Regions from separate parts of the Homo sapiens genome. Here region 2 is linked to region 1. Evidence: chromatin loops called from intact Hi-C (ENCODE). Cell type or tissue: PC-9. All regions are shown on one strand. Links, peaks and the distances in the headings refer to the core of each region. The heading gives the core; the rest is flanking DNA. Region 1 overlaps SLAMF7 (SLAM family member 7). Region 2 overlaps LY9 (lymphocyte antigen 9).

Region 1 (4,527 bases), core at 261-4,260:
TAACAGGGACCAAAGAAATAAATCTCTAATGAAGCAATTTTTGATATCTGGATATGTCTGTATAGGAATTTGTCCTTTTACTAGAAAAGGCATGAGTTACATCAGTACTGGAGTAGAAGAAAAGATTGTGTCTAAGAGAGCAGGCTGTGAAATGAAACAGAGCCTGGATGCTTGGTCAGTCTCACAGGGCCAATTACACACAGGAGACACTGTACATAAGGCCCACGATAGTTTTAATTTTAATTTCTTTTAAAATCAGAAGAGAAATGAATATAGCAATAACAATAACAATGAATATATAATGAATCCAGCCCGGATCACATTCATTTTATACCAACACAGTCATGAAATATGATTTTTAATATTTCTTATGGAAGAAGGACCAACAAGGTCAAAAGTACACAGGAACCACAAAAGTCACCATGTAGCCTTGCAGTAGCATCATTAGAACTGTCAGGATCCTATAGCTTGGCTGTTTTGTTGGCTTTGCTTCTTTCATTTGTGCTTTTCATGACTGAATTAATAAAAATTCCATTTAAAAATTTCACCCTGACACTTTATGTTAAGAGGCAGAAGGGGAAATAACTTTGGGTTTTGTACTTTTAAGGAGAACACCTTTGTTGACAGCTGATGTGAGACCTCAGTTCTTGTCTACTTAGTTTAAAAGAATTTATATGAGAGATACACAGCAAAGGAAATACAGCATAGGGTAATTGATTGCAAAAGAATAAGAATATTTTGACAGTTAAGTGCAGAAAAGACAGTACATTCTGAGAGAAGGAAAATTCAGGGTGGGCTGCCCATAAGGATGAGACAGCAAAGACTGGCACTGGGGAGACCCCCTTTATGGGAGTCTTACATGATTATTCATAAGAGGGTGGGAAGAGGTGTTACTAGTAACCATGTTCTTGGTGGTCCTCTGGGTGGACGTGCACAGTAGCTATACATGCTTCTTCATAAATCTCGTGTCTCATTAGCATCTTAAATCTCCACCCATGGGTGTGTTTTTTACTATTATAATGAGCAAAGGGTCAGTTTGAGAACAAGTAAAATCAAAATCCGCATGCTCTCTACAGCGGAAAGTCCTCACTGAAGATAGCTTTGCTTAAATGAGCTCAATTACAATGTGAATGCTGAGGCTTATTGTATTGACTGTAGGGTCACCAGAGTTACTGCCTCCTGAGAACACTGTTACTTCCTTGACTACCTAACCTGCCTCACCTTTAAGGATTTAGTCTTAGTTTTTGTATTTCTATCAGCCTTGAATAAGTTCTTATCATTTCTACTATTTAGTTTTCTCATCTATAAAATATGCCCTTCAAGGTCTCGACCCTGTGGGTTTTGGTGTGTACTCTGCCTCTTACTAGGTGGCTTGAGTAAGTCATTTACCCCCACTGTGCCTCACATTCCTGATCCGTAAGATAGGGATATAAAGAATGTTTCTTCAAAAAGTTGTTTTAAGAGTTAAACAAGGCTGGGTGTGGTGGCTCATGCCTGCAATCCAGCACTTTGGGAGGCAGAGGCGGGCAGATCACTTGAGGTCAGGAGTTCAAGATCAGCCTGGCCAACATGGTGAAAACCCCACCTCTACTAAAAACACAAAAATTAGCTAGGTAAGATGGCACACACCTGGACTCCCAGCTACTCAGGAGGCTGAAGAAAGACAATCACTCTGAGGCAAGACAATCACTTGAACCCAGGACGTGGAGGTTGTAGTGAGCTGAGATCGTGCCACTGCAATCCCGCCTGGGCAACAGAGTGAGACTCTGTCTCAAAAACAAAAGTGTTAATCAAGATTATAATTTATGCTTTTAAACTGCTAGTCCCAAACTAAATTCTCTCACTGCTCTGTGTTATTCCCAGAGTCTGTCTCTCAAGTTTAATAGGTAAGAATAAGATGACTTACTCCCCACATCTGTTTACTGGTAATGCTCAGCTGGCCACTTCTGGAAGTTTCTTCAGCAGACATTCTTAACTGTTTTTCACCTACAACCACATAATCAGTGATGATTTTTTATAAGTCATACTCTCTGGGAGTGAACTAAGATTGTTGTGATACATAAATTTCTAATATAATGCTTCCATGTGAGCACTTACATAATAGGGTAACATGTGAGGGACCTCTATATGAGGTTCCAAAGGCTTTTCCAGGAGGTTGTTGTGTTGGACTGAGTGGGTTTCTCAGATCTCTCCAGGACCCAAAGGGGGTGAGTAATTGGTGACAAGGACAGGGAATCAGGCTTATTTTATGGTTCTCTGTGTTTATAGGGTCAGCAGCCTCTGGACCCGTGAAAGAGCTGGTCGGTTCCGTTGGTGGGGCCGTGACTTTCCCCCTGAAGTCCAAAGTAAAGCAAGTTGACTCTATTGTCTGGACCTTCAACACAACCCCTCTTGTCACCATACAGCCAGAAGGGGGCACTATCATAGTGACCCAAAATCGTAATAGGGAGAGAGTAGACTTCCCAGATGGAGGCTACTCCCTGAAGCTCAGCAAACTGAAGAAGAATGACTCAGGGATCTACTATGTGGGGATATACAGCTCATCACTCCAGCAGCCCTCCACCCAGGAGTACGTGCTGCATGTCTACGGTGAGCAAAATCAGTTCCAATGGTGGATGGCTGCCTTGGTGAGGTGGTGAGCTCCTTGACATGAGAGATGTTTAAGCAGAGGCTGAATAAACACTTGGCAAGAATGTGGGAGAGGGGACTTCTGCATGAATGAAATAGATGTAGCTGACCCCTGAGGTCCCTGCCTACTCAGAGATGTTGTAAGAAGCAGCGTGGTGCAGTGGATGGCTGATATGTGCAGTGGCCATCGCATAGATCAAGGTCAAATGCTGGCTTCTTTATTTAGTCACATGACCTTAGCCGAGTTATTTAATTTCTTCAAGTCTTAGTTTCCATATCTGTAGTGGGGAGGAAAGAAATGCCTACCTTAGGAAGATTTTTGGGCAAAATATCGATCACATCTCTTTCTCTACAGATTACAACCAATTGATAAATAGATGCAAGAAGGAGGGGATTAAAATATCAGCATATTTCTGGTAAATCTAGACAGGAGAAATGCTTCCTTTCAATTCTAGACCTTGGCACTCATCCAGGGAAGTTAAAATTATGAAACAATGACTCAAACTTCTTCAAGAAGAATAGCTGCTTCACTCACTGAGCCACAGTATCAGGAACCTTAGGGGATGGGCCTCCAGACTTGCTTGTAGGAGGTAGGCACTGCACCTGATCCAGGTGTGTCTTCCATATAGACATGGTTGAAGGGAACAGAAGATATGTATTCTGCAGGCTAACTAGTCAGGGGAGGAAGAAAAAGGGCAAAACACATTTTAACTGCAACCTTTAACGTCTCAAACCCATGAGTAGAGAAAGGTAAATGATGAATGTCAGACTCTTACCATCTCACCAATGAACCAACTACTCATTCTCTGAGGCAGGGGAGTGAGCACAGAGTAGAGAAGGGGGCCAGAAGGGCTACTCCAACACAATTTTCTCCTAGAGAGTAAAGTGAACTCTCATAGAGAGTAAAGGGAAGCCTGAGGACAGAGACTAGGGAACCTCTAGAACAGATAATATTAGCGGACATCTAACATGCGTTATCACAGTGCTTGCCATGTGGCTATGCTTAGTAAATGACAGTTATATTCTTATTGCATTATTATTTCTATTATTTCTATTGTTGTTATTGTTATTATTATTATATAGCTATGGTAAAGCAGACCTAGGTAGTTCTCTTTTCCAGATACGAATGAGGATTCTGCTCTGAATTACTGCTTTCTCTCCAGTCTGGAGCTCCCAGGGAGATTCAGGTCCAAGGTATCCAAGGATAATTCAGAGAATGGAGAGCTATAGGCAGAGTTTCCACCTCTGGTTTTCCTTCCTCTCACAGAGCACCTGTCAAAGCCTAAAGTCACCATGGGTCTGCAGAGCAATAAGAATGGCACCTGTGTGACCAATCTGACATGCTGCATGGAACATGGGGAAGAGGATGTGATTTATACCTGGAAGGCCCTGGGGCAAGCAGCCAATGAGTCCCATAATGGGTCCATCCTCCCCATCTCCTGGAGATGGGGAGAAAGTGATATGACCTTCATCTGCGTTGCCAGGAACCCTGTCAGCAGAAACTTCTCAAGCCCCATCCTTGCCAGGAAGCTCTGTGAAGGTGACTGCCTCTCCCCTCTCCACAGGAGACTCTGCCCAGGTCCTACACCTTCTTCAGCTCCTAGCCCCCATGGGAACAGACACTGTATGGAAACTGGAGGCCGCTGGGTGGTCACCAGGCTGGGAGGAAGGTGGCAGGTGCTCCAAGACCTGGGTCGTTTTCCTGAGCTGACTTTTCTCCCTTCCCTGTGCCTCCACCCATTCTCTGAAGGTGCTGCTGATGACCCAGATTCCTCCATGGTCCTCCTGTGTCTCCTGTTGGTGCCCCTCCTGCTCAGTCTCTTTGTACTGGGGCTATTTCTTTGGTTTCTGAAGAGAGAGAGACAAGAAGGTAGAGCGTGTACTATTTTTGTCCTCACC
Region 2 (4,217 bases), core at 218-4,217, 79 kb after region 1:
AATGGCGTGAACCCAGGAGGCAGAGCTTACAGTGAGCCAAGTTCGTGCCACTGCACTCCAGCCTGGGCAACAGAACAAGACTCCATCTCAAAAAAAAAAAAAAAAAAAAAATTCCCAGCCTGGGCAACATGGTGAAACCCTGTCTTTATAAAAAGTTCAAAAAAAATTACCCAGGCCTGTGGTGGTACACACCTGTAGTCCCAGCTACTTAGGACACTTAAGTGGGAGGACCGCTTGAGCCGGGGAGTTCAAGGCTGCAGTGAGCCAAGATCATGCCACTGAAATCTAGCCTGGGTGACAGAGTGAGACCATGTCTTAAAAAAAAAAAAAAATCCCTTACAGGTAGAATTTATCATTAAATAATCATAATGATAATAATAACTGACTTGCTTTTATATGAAGTTTTGCAGTTACAATACCTTGATACACATTCTTCTTTGATCTTTGTAATACTTCTAGAAAAGTGTTGTCATCCACATTTTATAGCCAAAGAAACAGATTCAAGGAAGTTAATTTTGCCTAAGGTGACAAAGATAGTACTTGGAAGTTCCAGTATTAAGAACCATGAGGCGTTTTAAGATCATCCTGAGTAATCTTAAATAATTCACCTTGATCTGGCTGTCCATTTCATTTTCACTTTCCTGAAAACATCGTGTCCATTCATACTTTTGCTTTCAAATCTCCCCCAAATTCCCTCCCTATAACATATTCAAAAAAATATTTTTTAAAAAACTCTCGGCTGGGCGTGGTGGCTCATGCCTGTAATCCCAGCACTTTGGGAGGCCGAGGCAGGTGGATCACCTGAGGTCAGGAGTTCAAGACCAGCCTGGCCAACATGGTAAAACCCCATCTCTACTAAAAATATTAAAATTACCTGAATGTGGTGGCAGGCACCTGTAATCCCAGCTACTCAGGAGGCTGAGGCAGGAGAATTGCTTGAACCCAGGAGGTGGAGGTTGCGGTGAGCAGAGATCACACCATTGCACTCCAGCCTGGGCAACAAGAGCAAAACTCCATCTCAAAAAAAAAGAAAAGACTACAGTTGACCCTTGAACAATTCAGGGGTTTAGGAGTGCCAACCCCACCCCACTCCATGCAATCAAAAATCATTCTATAACTTTGACTCTCCAGAACTTAACTACTAACAGCCTACTGTTGACCAGAAGCCTTACCAAAAACATAAACATTTGATTAACACATATTTTGCATGTTACGTGTATTATATACTGTATTCTTACAATAAAGTAAGCTAGAGAAAAGAAATTATTAAGAAAATCATAAGGAAGATAAAATATGTATACTATTCATTAAGTGGAATTGGATCATTGTAAAGGTCTTCATCCTCACCTTCACATTGAGTAGGCTGAGGAGGAAGAGGAAGGGTTGGTCTTGTTCTTTCAAGAGTGGTAGAGGTAAAAGAGGTAGAGGAGGTAAAAGGGGAGGCAGGAGAGGCAGGCACACTCAGTGTGATGTTTATTGAAAAAAAATCTGCATATAAGTGGCCATGCAGTTCAAACATATGTTGCACTTATGCCTGGTGTTCCATTATTGGAACACTAAGCGTGTAGGAGTTATTTATATTCTACTGCTCAAGATCATCACCAGGGTCTGATTTTTCACTCATGCACAAATTCAAAAAATTGCAACCTCCTGCGTAAATGGGTTAAAGTTACTTGACTACTTAATAAATTGTATGCACAGTTCCTAAGGGTTTTTCAGAAGCTGAAGGTGGGGGATATCACTGCACTGTGGTAAAGAGGAAACACATCATGAAAAAGGAATTTGGGTTGGGCCTTAAAAGATGGATAGAATTTGCTCAGTAAACACTTGTTGGGATGTGTGGTTTGGTTCAACCATCATCCATCTCATCCTGACTTCTAGACAGTAGTCTAATGCTTAGCCAGCTAGAGACTTTGCCTTGGAACCTAAGGCCAAATCTGTGCTGTTCACTGCATTCCCAGAGCTGCTTTCTACTCTGGCCTGGCCCTTTGTGTTTGGGTCAATACCGGTCAAACTTAAAGTCAGTCCCTGCTCTGAGTTTCAGAATGACCACCACATGTCTGGTCAGTCCTGCAAGGCACACACACTACCCTGGAGACTGAGACCCCTGAAACCACCTCACTTACAGTGTAAGTTGAAATCATTGCATTTCCTGAGCCAAACTCTTGACAACTATATCTTTTGTCTTCAGAATTGTCAGGACCAGGAATTCTGGTTTTGGATCTCTGAAGGCCATTATTGCCTACTTGATCTGGAAATTCTCAAACCTACTTTAGTTCTTATTTCTGATATACCTCTCTGTACAACATCTCAAAGGTTTATGCTATCCCCAAGCTGTTGCTGGTACCCAACCTCCCGCTCCTCTGGGTCAGCACAGAGCTTATCTGCTCTTTAGAGCCTTCCCTGAACACTCTCAGACAGGGAAGCCTAAGAACCCTTGGGAACAGCTTGGGGACTAATGGTCTGGACCATTACTTTGGAACTTAACCTCTGCCATCTAAATTATCTTCTTATAAATGTTCGTTTTGTTTCTCCAGCTAGGGCAGAGATTGGAATCATTTGACAGTAGCTTCGTGAGGGCAAGCCCCTTCATTGTCATTTTTTTATCCCCTGGATTTGCTGCACTAAACTGTCTTGTGTTGTCCTTGCAGAGAGTCCAGCCCACAGCCTTTCCTATTAGGAGCCTCCATAAATGCTTGGCATCAGGCTGGTTGATTGCGCCATCCCTGGGCCAGCACATATGACTCTACTTCTGTAGGATGGACCAGTCATAGCCTGGCCTTGCCTTCCTCTTTCATCAGCCTCACTCTTCCAAGGCTTTATTAACCATATTCTTTTGTGGATTTTTGGCTCACAGGTGGTGCCACCACCACAACAGAATGATCTTGAGATTCCTGAAAGTCCTACCTATGAAAATTTCACCTGAAAGGAAAAGCAGCTGCTGCCTCTCTCCTGGGACCGTGGGGTTGGAAAGTCAGCTGGACCTCATGGGGCCTGGGGCTCACAGACAGAAGCACCTCAGAATTTCCTTCAGTGCCTCAGAGATGCCTGGATGTGGCCCCTCCCCCTCCTTCTCACCCTTAAGGACTCCCAAACCCATTAATAGTTCAGACACAGGCTCCTTCTTGGAGCCTATGGGCTTCAGATGTCTTTGCCCCATTTGTCACCTCGCACACTTATAGCGTTTCCTCCTCGAAATTCTACCAAGACTGGTCAAATGTTGCTGAGGGGCCTGGACCAGCTGTCCTTTACACCACCTTCTCAACACTGCTGAAAAGAACCCAAGAGAATTGTCACACATGACACAAGATGTACATAATATCATGCTCACTGCAGTGTTATTTAAAATAAAAGGCAGGAAATAACCTAAATGTCCATTCATTCAGTGAGAATCCAGTTACATATATGATTATATACCCATGCAACGGCAAACCCTGCCGCTTGGAAAGCAAGCAAGGACTAATAGGTGCTAATATGGAATGGGCTCTAAGATACATTATGGAGTGGAAAAAACAAAGTTCAGGACCATGTGCATTGTATGCTACCAGTTGGATTTAAAAAAAAAAATGTATGTTGGCCAGGCACGGTGGCTCATGCCTGTAACCCCAGCACTTTGGGAGGCCAAGGTGGGCAGATCACTTGAGGTCAGGAGTTCAAGACCAGCCTGGTCAACATAGTGAAACCCCGTCTCTAATAAAAATACAAAAAAACAATTAGCTGGGCATGGTGGTGTGTGCCTGTAATCTCGGCTACTTGGGAGGCTGAGGCAGGAGAATCACTCGAACCCAGGAGGCGGAAGTTGCAGTGAGCAGAGATTGCGCCACTGCATTCCACCCTTAGCAACACAGCGAGAGTTCATCTCAAGAAAAAAAAAAGAAGAAAGAAAGAAGAAAGAGAGAAAGAAAGAGAGAAAGGAAAGAAAGGAAAGGAAAGAAAGAAAGGAAGGAAGGAAGGAAAGAAAGAAAGAAAGAAAGAAAGAAAGAAAGAAAGAAAGAAAGAAAGAAAGAAAGAAAGAAAGAAAAGAAAGAAAGAAAAAGAAAAGAAAAGAAAAAATGTAAGTCTACATGCTTACATAGGCATAGAAAAGCTATGGAAAGAAATACAAAAAACATTAGTGGCTGCCTCTGGGGAGGAACTGGGAATCTCAAGTTGGGAAAGAGACATTTTTTACTGCACAATTTTTTGTACTGCTGGATTTTTTTAAAACCATATGTGTG

Evidence for each region. Peaks named below come from ENCODE experiments on the same cell type or tissue, not always from the same donor. Only the 100,000 strongest peaks of a DNase experiment are listed, where the experiment ranks them.
Region 2: a loop joins it to region 1, with 9 times the contacts of the local background. A loop is called at or near these places in 3 of 110 quality-filtered maps.

The regions. Positions count from the first base shown.
Region 1 is chr1:160,745,926-160,750,452 of GRCh38, forward strand. It overlaps SLAMF7 (SLAM family member 7), which reads left to right. Exons shown (of 7, transcript NM_021181.5): 2 at 2,269-2,589; 3 at 3,896-4,168; 4 at 4,379-4,498. Among named protein-coding and RNA genes, the nearest start is that of SLAMF7, 8.9 kb to the left of the region's middle. In PC-9, for the core only: a CTCF peak has its summit at 2,419 (motif pointing right); a DNase peak (open chromatin) is centred at 1,386.
Region 2 is chr1:160,824,891-160,829,107 of GRCh38, forward strand. LY9 (lymphocyte antigen 9) reads left to right here. Exons shown (of 10, transcript NM_002348.4): 10 at 2,858-3,365. The coding sequence ends at 2,926. Among named protein-coding and RNA genes, the nearest start is that of LY9, 31 kb to the left of the region's middle. In PC-9, for the core only: no CTCF peak of the experiment used is centred there; a DNase peak (open chromatin) is centred at 1,781; H3K27ac peaks cover 3,076 bases.